Regions from separate parts of the Homo sapiens genome. Here region 1 is linked to region 2. The links are chromatin loops, found by intact Hi-C in ENCODE. Cell type or tissue: ascending aorta. All regions are shown on one strand.

The links. A loop is a pair of places that touch in the nucleus more often than their neighbours do. Peaks named below come from ENCODE experiments on the same cell type or tissue, not always from the same donor. Only the 100,000 strongest peaks of a DNase experiment are listed, where the experiment ranks them.
Region 1: a loop joins it to region 2, with 4 times the contacts of the local background. A loop is called at or near these places in 13 of 110 quality-filtered maps.

The regions. Positions count from the first base shown.
Region 1 is chr6:41,733,795-41,737,794 of GRCh38, forward strand. TFEB (transcription factor EB) reads right to left here and starts at 1,814. Exons shown (of 9, transcript NM_001271944.2): 1 at 1,556-1,814. PGC (progastricsin) reads right to left here. Exons shown (of 9, transcript NM_002630.4): 8 at 3,936-4,000; 9 at 2,917-3,210. The coding sequence ends at 3,058. RefSeq lists silencers at 363-802, 933-1,462, 1,503-1,972. In ascending aorta, a CTCF peak has its summit at 1,850 (motif pointing right); DNase peaks (open chromatin) are centred at 407, 537, 1,007 and 1,897; H3K4me3 peaks cover 2,434 bases; H3K27ac peaks cover 1,854 bases.
Region 2 is chr6:41,071,052-41,075,051 of GRCh38, forward strand. OARD1 (O-acyl-ADP-ribose deacylase 1) reads right to left here and starts at 1,305. Exons shown (of 6, transcript NM_001329686.2): 1 at 1,185-1,305; 2 at 545-624; 3 at 81-225. The coding sequence starts at 583. It overlaps NFYA (nuclear transcription factor Y subunit alpha), which reads left to right and starts at 1,923. Exons shown (of 10, transcript NM_002505.5): 1 at 1,923-2,033. RefSeq lists enhancers at 1,324-1,533, 1,564-1,613 and silencers at 1,994-2,623, 2,654-2,813. In ascending aorta, a CTCF peak has its summit at 2,256 (motif pointing right); DNase peaks (open chromatin) are centred at 920, 1,550, 1,720 and 2,800; H3K4me3 peaks cover 4,000 bases; H3K27ac peaks cover 4,000 bases.

The DNA of each region.
Region 1 (4,000 bases), 660 kb after region 2:
AGGACTGTCTCCCAGTCGTGGCACCAAGAACTGCGTTCTAACCGAGCGCATCCGCATCTGTCCACCCAGAAGGAAACCAGAGACCAGCCTCCAACCTCATCCCCAGCTGCCCAACAGTGCCAGGTCTGGGCCAATGGAATCTCGGCCAGGGCGGGTGCAGGGGCCTGAGGCCACACCCCAGAGGTGTCACTGGGGGCCTGCATCCGTCTTGTCCCTTTCCCTGAGGGATGAAGCAGCCCCTCACTCGGGATGGGGGGAGGGCAGAGGATGGGAGCTGGGCAGTAATTAACCTGCACTTCCCCAGCGAGCTCTAAGCCAAAAACTGCGCTCAAGTTGAGTGCAGAAGCTCCGCGCTGAACCGTCCCCAGAACAGACAGGCGAGAGAACGACGGCTGGAGCTGAGGGGGGTTCGGGGGAAGGCGCAGCGGCCAGGGGCTGGCGGAGAGCGGAGGGCGGGGGCCTGGGCCCAGCGGGGTTCGCGCAGACAAGCCCCGCCCCGGGCTCCCTCCCTTCCTCACCCGGGGCGCGGGGCTGGGGCGCGCCAGGCGGCTGCGGCGCGAACCTGCTCGCGCAGCCCGGAGCAGCTCGGGGCAGCCGTGCGTGAAGCCGGAACCCCGCGCGGGGAGGGGGCCGAGCTGGCATCTGCCCGCTCCCTTCCAGGAGGCGAGCGGACGCGCTGGGCCAGAGCTGGTCGGGACAGCCCAGGGGTGGGCGGCACGGACTCGGGGGATCGGGGGGAAGGGGGCGTGTTTTCCGGGATTCGGGACCGAGACGGGGGGAGGGGGAAACTCGGGGGGCGGGCAGGCAGCTGGGAACCCGGGGGGAGGCAGACAACGGGGCGCACGGAGGGAGCGCTCCGGGGTTGGTGTTCCCCAGGGTCATAGAATAACCCACGGGGAGAAAGAGACTGCCCAGGGACTCGAGGGGACGGGGCCAGGGGCGGCTTCTTCAAGAGACCGAGCTGGAGGAAGGGACGGGAAGGGAGGGAGAGATGGTACTTCCACCCGCCCCCCCATCAGCCCAGCCCCCGGGGCGTGGCGCCGCTCTGGCCCTCCCACTCCCCCCGCTGGCCTGGCCAGACTCAGCCCCCGCACACCTCCCCTACCTCCGACCCCCTCTCAGGCATCGCCGGCCCCAGCCGTGTCCGGTGGAGGGGGAGTGGGCGCGGGGCCCGCGCGTCCCTCAAACTTCTTGCGAGTTCACCATCACGCCTCCCGCCCCTTCGACTCCCAGCTCCGGGCCGGGAAGGCCCATGCCCGCCCGGCCCCTCCCGCCCGGTTACATAAGGTCGCGGAGAAGCCGCCCCCGGCCCGCGCCTGAAGGGAGGGGCCGAGGGGGCTCCCGGCTCGGCGGGCAGCGCCGCTCGGGCCACGCGCTGGGCGCCCGGGGGCGGACGGACTGCGGGTGGGTGGCGGCGCGCACGGTCCTGCTTCCCTCTCCTGCCGGCATCCCCCACCCTCCCACCTGTCTCCGGGACCCACGGGATAGGGGCCAGGGAGCCTGGGTCGGGGGTCCCGGGCCCTCCTCGTGCCTCTCGCTCCCCGGTCCCGCTCACCTCGCTCTGAAGGTCAATCTGTCCGCCGCCCGCGCCCCGCGGCTCCGGCAACTTGTCGCAAGTTCGGGTGCCTGGCCCGCAAGCTGTGCCCGCCACCTGCTCCCGGCCTGCTCCGGCCCCGTGCCACCAGGGAGGCCCGCCCCGTCCGCCCTTCCCGCCGCCGTCGGCGCCGCGGCCGCTCCCTGCGTCCCGCCCGGGCCGCCGCCTCCGCTGTCACCGAGCCCCGCGCCCGGCGCCCGGGCTCCGGCTGTCACTCCACGCACACTTCCCTCCGCGCCCGGCAGAGGGCAGCACCCGCCCCGCCTCCCAGCCGCTCTGCCTCGGCGCCCACTGGGAAGCGTAGTTCTCGCTGCAGTCCCGCTAGGCACGCCGGGATTTGTAGTCCCGCTCAGCGGACTAAGGCTTACAGGGAAAGAGGCTCTTGACTTGGAACCTCTGATCCACTTCTACCTCTTTGCAAGTTTTCTTTCTCCTCTCAGTAAAGTCCCAAACCAGGGCTCACTAAGATACATTCTGTAGCCTGTCCGACCCCCTAAAAGGAACCTGCAGCCTGCTGTCCTTCGGCAGTCTAAGAAAGAGAGGGTCCCAGATGGTGTGCTGTTGCCATAGAAACTCCACCTGTGGCAAATTCCAGCTTCTCTTCAGGAGTAGGGTGCAGGACCTGGATCTTGCACTTTTATCCCTGCCCCGATCATAAGGGGCAAGGCCAGGGTGAGCCTGGCGAAGTACAGGGTAAAATATGACAGTAGAAGGCAGCCTGCCCCCATTATGGGTTCTACATTCACGCCCCACTCACCAGCCTGAGCTTGCTGTCATGTTGCTGGACAGAAATTGTCTGAGCTCCTTTCATGTCACCTTCCCTTGTTGGAAGTTCACAGGGTGCGGAGGCATCATTCTCTACTTTCTCCTCTTCCCCGCCCCTTTTTCCCTGTCTCCTCCCCCAGCCCCTCCCCTGCTTTTCTTCTCCTTCCCCTCCTCCTTTTCTTCCTCTCTCTCCTCCTTCCCCACATACAATGTTGCTCCTGGTTTCTGGATCTTTTGCTAAGAGGCTCCTGAGGAGGACAGGGATGAAGTCCAAAGGGACAAGATCCCTTGCTGAGTTGGTTCCAGCAAATAGGCTCGATTTCTCTGTGACTCAAGTAGGAACACTCTCCCCCGGCCCGCCACCCACCCACCCATGATGGCGCTACCACTGTCTTCCCTTTCCAGGGGAAAAGTATGAACTTTAAGCTCTGAGGGTTACAGAGCCCATCCCAAGCCATGCCTTAGGTCCCATTTCTCTTAGAATCACAGTGACCCACCAGGAAACCTTGTAGCCACTCAGGGAAAACTCCCTTCCAAAAACAACAGGATGACCAACATAAAGAAGAACTATTTATTATTAGAGAAAGTCCAGAGTCCAGAAAAAGAAGGCTGAATCCAGAGTGGAAAGACAGATACAATGCCCTAGGAGGGTGCAGGGTCAAGAGGAAGAGGGGAGCCCACGTGTCGAGGCAGCAAGTCTAGGCGGCAGTGGCAAAGCCTACTCTGTTGTTGCCCAAGTCGTAGACGGAATAGTAGGACCTGAGGAAGACATCCCCGAGGATCCACAGGGGCTGGCCGTTCTGGGAGGACAGGTAGGTGGGCTCGACTCCCACGGTGCAGTAGCCGTTGTTCTGCTCAACAAAGAAAGGCAGCACTCATTCATTTGTCCACACATGAGCTGGGCCCTGCTCAGCTCTGAGCCCTGGGCTGGGAGCACAAGTGCAGAGCTGAGGGAGCCAGGGTCTCTGCCTTGAGGGCTCATAGGCCAACTGAGCCACCAGAGCAGAGCGGGTGGGAGGATTTCTGGAACAGGTACATTCAGGCTGCCGTGGTCCTCAGCAGGGTCTCCTCTCCCCATGATGGGAAACTTCTCTTCCCACAGACCTCCCTCCTGCTCCCAATTTGGAGCAGATCAGCCTGGTGGTTAAACCTTGGAGCCAAACCAACTTGAATTCAAACCTTAGCTGTGTCGCCTTGAGTCAGTTACTCAACCTCTCTGAACCTCCAAGTTTTCATTTGTAAAACAGAAATGAGTATCTCCCTCATTAAATACTGTGACAATTAAATGGGATCATGAAGCAAAGTGCTTTGCACAGTGGTCTGCCCTAGTAAGTGCTCAACAAAGAGCCCAGTGCCTCTCCCCACTAATTAATAATAATTGATCATAGATGACAATCTTCTATTTCATAGCCTTGTTCCAGAGAAGGGGGTTTAGAATCAATGAGTGGGGAAGATAAATGAGTACAAGCGTGGAGTCGGAAAATGGCACAAGGCAGGAGACCCAGCATTTCTGGCTCCCCAGCCCTTCCTCCCAACCCCAATCATGGTGGCTCAGCCTGCAGGGACCAGGACTTACACTGAGGATATAGGAGGAAGGTGGCAGAGGGAACTCCACACCATTGATGATGAAGGTCAAGCTGG
Region 2 (4,000 bases):
CACGCATATTTTATTAAAGTGTAACAGATTAAAAGGTGCTCTAGCCAGGGCAAACCAGGTAAGTGGTTTCCAAAACTCACGTTGATTTAAAAGTTCTTGCACCCCTCCAAATTTCTTCTTAAAGAGGACAGCTATCCCAGCGCCCATGCGACAATCCTCACTGATACAGTGGGCTAAAGAGTCTGTTTTCGGGCATGCAAAAAGGTCTCCTTTCACATAAGTGATCTAAAAAATGTGCAAAGGAAAAGACAATGTTTTATTAGATACAGTAAAATACTAAGCTATTTTTCTGTATTTTGTGTCCCCCACGACTACCTCTCCCGGCACCCCTTCCTCCAATCTGATTTAAAGCCAAACCAATTACAGCATGTGTAAAAGGAAAGTAATGGATGATCCCTGCCTAGAATTTTGAGCCTTTTTAAAGTAAATCAGCTAGAGAGAAAAAAAGATAATGCAATCATTAATTTAATTAAAAAGTGTTTATGCTTTTGACCTCCATTATTACGAATTTCAGTTCACCAATAAGTCAATAGTTGTTACGCACTCTGCTTCCTTCTGGATCTTCATTAAGGCTGCTGGCCATGATACTGAGTCGCTATTTCCAGAATTTAAGTGTTTCTTCAGCTATGAGAAGGGAAAAGGAAGTAAAAATGCTTAGGCAGCCTTAGTATATAATATTCTGATTGCCCTGTACAACCACTTAATAGGCTTTTTTCCCCAACGTTTATCGATGAATGTGAGTTTGTTCGGCCCCTGGGACGTAATACAAAACCCTTCTGGGGCAAAGAGGAAGAACGCTTAGGTTCGGAGGCTGTCTCGACCCGCTCTCATTTCGTGCTTTCCTGGAGCGCCCCGCTCCGTCAGCGGAAGCAAAGCCCATCCCTAAGACACGCCTCCTCCTTTCTCCAGGGCCACTCCGGAGCAAGGCCGATTTAGGACGGTCTCCTTTTCTCTGCACGACGCAAAAGTATTTCCCCAGTGGGTCTGGCTTAGAAGAAAACAGAAGGGACTTGGCCACAGTCCCGTTAAGCCGCAACCACAGAGTGTACAGGGTACTGGCGTGCTGAGCCCCAGGCGTGGGGAAAGGAAGGCGGCCTCTCAAGGAACGTTCACCCCCCACTTTTTTGGGGGGTGCGTGGGAGAAGGAAAGAGTCTATTGAAGCCTCCCATTCTCTGTCTCCTACCCTAGGGCGGGTCAGCGAGGACGCAGTCTGTCCTGGGGTCCTATGGGAGGGTGCGGGGAGGCTCGCTCAAAGCCCCAACGTACCCAAGTCACCCTTCACCTGGAAAGGAGTCGGTTGTTTGGAGGTCCCCGCCCCGCGGGGAAGGGCTCCGGATCCGACCCTGGTAGGTGGGGAGCAGCGGACCAGCCCAAACGCGGAGCCAATCCCGCCAAAGCCCTTAATTGCACGCATCTAAGATGGCCGCCCCCGCCCGGTAGCGGGGCGGAAACGAGCCCCTCTAGCTTGCTAGCCGAGCCCACACTCTTTGGCGAAGGCCGCCGAACTTCCGGCAGTAAATTCCGTGGTTTCCCGCCGCCGCCCGCGCATGCGTAACGAAACTGCCCCACGAGTCGGGAAAAGTGGCGCTTGCGCATTAGCCGCAGGGGTGTGTCCTAGTGGCCACTTGGAAAGGGGTGGGCAGCTGGCAAAGGGGCTAGTTAGCGCCTGCGTAGTACTAAGCTCAAGGCAGCGTTTTGAGTTGAAGGGTCTGGCGCGTCTGGAAAGCGCCTGCGTATTCCTTTCACTGGGGGTGGTGTCAAAGCGGGAAGGTGGGCGTGGCTTCAGGGAACGCCTGCGCGTTGCTCCTCCGAAGGGGTGGGGCGATCCCTGAACTGGAGTTAGTGGGCGTGGCCTCAGAGGCGCCTGCGCGGAGGCGGTTGGAGGGAGGCCCGATTCCCCTTTGTTCGGGTTCGCCATTTTGCTAGGCAGCGGCAGTGGCGGCGGCAGCGGCGGCTGGAGCCTCTGATTGGGTTTCGGAGTCCGGTACTGGAGCCAATCAGCGCGGGCAGCGAACCGGGGGAGCGAGGCACGGTGAGTGTGAGGAGCCAATATCCAGCGGCCCAGAGCCGGCCCCAGCGCCCCGATTGGCGGGTCTCGCTGACCACTCAGGAGAGGCCCAGGCGCCCGTCGAGCCCGGGGAGTCGAGCTGAGCCTAGCCGAGCCGGGCGGCCAGCGGCCCCGGCCCGGGGCCTGCGAGCGCCTCGGGGCACTCCCGGCCGAGGCCTGCAGGGGCCGCCCCGCGCGGGGATGGCGCCTCGGGGAGCAGGCACCTCGGGGCTCCGACCCTCGCAGGGTGCCAGGGCCAGTTGGGAATGCGTCCCTGTTCCCCGACTCAGGCCCAGGTTCTCAGGCCCCAGGCCTGGGGCCACGAATGGCCCTACACTAGGGGACACATGCGCGCCCTGGGCCTCGGCGATTTCCTCCTGGTCGTTCTGGCCGCAAACTTAAACCTGCCCTTGCACTCTCCACTCTCCGGCCCTTGGGACAGGAAGCCTCCCCGGGGCCCGCGCCCCCCGCTCCCCGCTCCCAGCGAGCCGGGTCTGTCTTATCTGCAGCCCCTCTAGGTCGGGAGGGAGGCCTGGGGAGGGTGCGCGCCGCGGCCGCGGGGTCCCGTGTGCGGCTGGCAACGGGGCTGGCCCGCCCACGCCTCGGAGCCCTATGGGCCCGCCCCCGCTGTCTCCCTGGTGGGGAGAGGGGGCCGTTAGTTCGCCCACTCCCCCTGCTCCGCCGCGCCCCTCCTCCCAGCCCGCTCCGCCCGGGTCTCCGGCCCGGCGCCGTTACCACCCCTTTTGGCTCGTCATTTCCTCTCTTCCCCGCCCCGTTCGCAGTGGCAGGACCGCACACCTCCGTCTTGGAGCCCAACCAAGCGGTCTCCGTTTCTTGTCCGGGCTGTAAGACCAGTCCATTCGGTGCCTGGAACCTCACTCTTAGAAGATTGATACCCTTGCGCATTCTTTCCGGAGGCTGCACAACTTGCTGTTCATATTACTAATCTTATCCACTGCTCATTTTGTGAAATCTCCCTCCCTTGGGAATATAGTACAGTTTTGGGGGTTTTTTTTCCCTTTGTTTTTGCCTTCGCCTTTCTATGTTACTTTGTGTCAGGCTTGACCCAGTCCACTCATCTCTTGGTTTATGTTTTTCTGATACACTTTCAAGTCCTGTGTTAACGTTTTCTCAGCAGATGTTTAGAAACTAACAGTGTTGTGGGGTTTTCCTTAGGGTGAGAGGTTGCTGTTGGCAACCAATTATCCAGCAGTTAGTATATGCCAGGTATAATCCGTGTGTTAGGGAGGGAGTACGTAGAGGTCAATAAGAACTGTGCCTACCTGATGGAAATTGACAGGTGAACAGGTAGTTAATACCTAACGGTTAGTGCTATAAAGGGGCCAAGTTCAGTTGCTGTGAAGTATCCATGCGTGAGCTAGCCTCCGTGAAAGGCTTATCACCACCGCACTTTTGACTGGCCTTGAAGAATGATGGTAATTCTTCCACAGGAAAGATGGAAGAGCTTGCTCGAAGAGAAGAAAAGCATGTGCAGAGGAATCAAATTACACTGTTGGAGGCAGGAAGATGGGATAGGGAAGTGGGCAGTAGTTGTGATAGTTTAGGGGGGAAAGCCCAGTTGGTAAAATACTTGTATATCTTGCTAAGGAATATTTTGGAAACAGTTATTATTTTGTATGGAGGTTCAAGTAGAAGGGATCTAGAGCTATATTTTTTCCTAAGATTGAAAAAACGAGTTTCTGACTTGTTTATGGGTTCTGCCCCGTGATAGTGGCTGAGTTCTTTGGGGATGAAGAGGAGACTTGTCCTAGGACTCTGAAAATTATTTTTACTCATGTGAATCATCTAGTGCATTCCCTGGCACATAAAGGTCTTAAGTATCTGGTGCCCATTTCTAAATTCACATTTAATGTTATACAACTAATAGGTTTCAGAAAACTCGTATTCCAGTGCTCTTTCATTACTAAAACTTCGGGGACAGGTTTTATTTT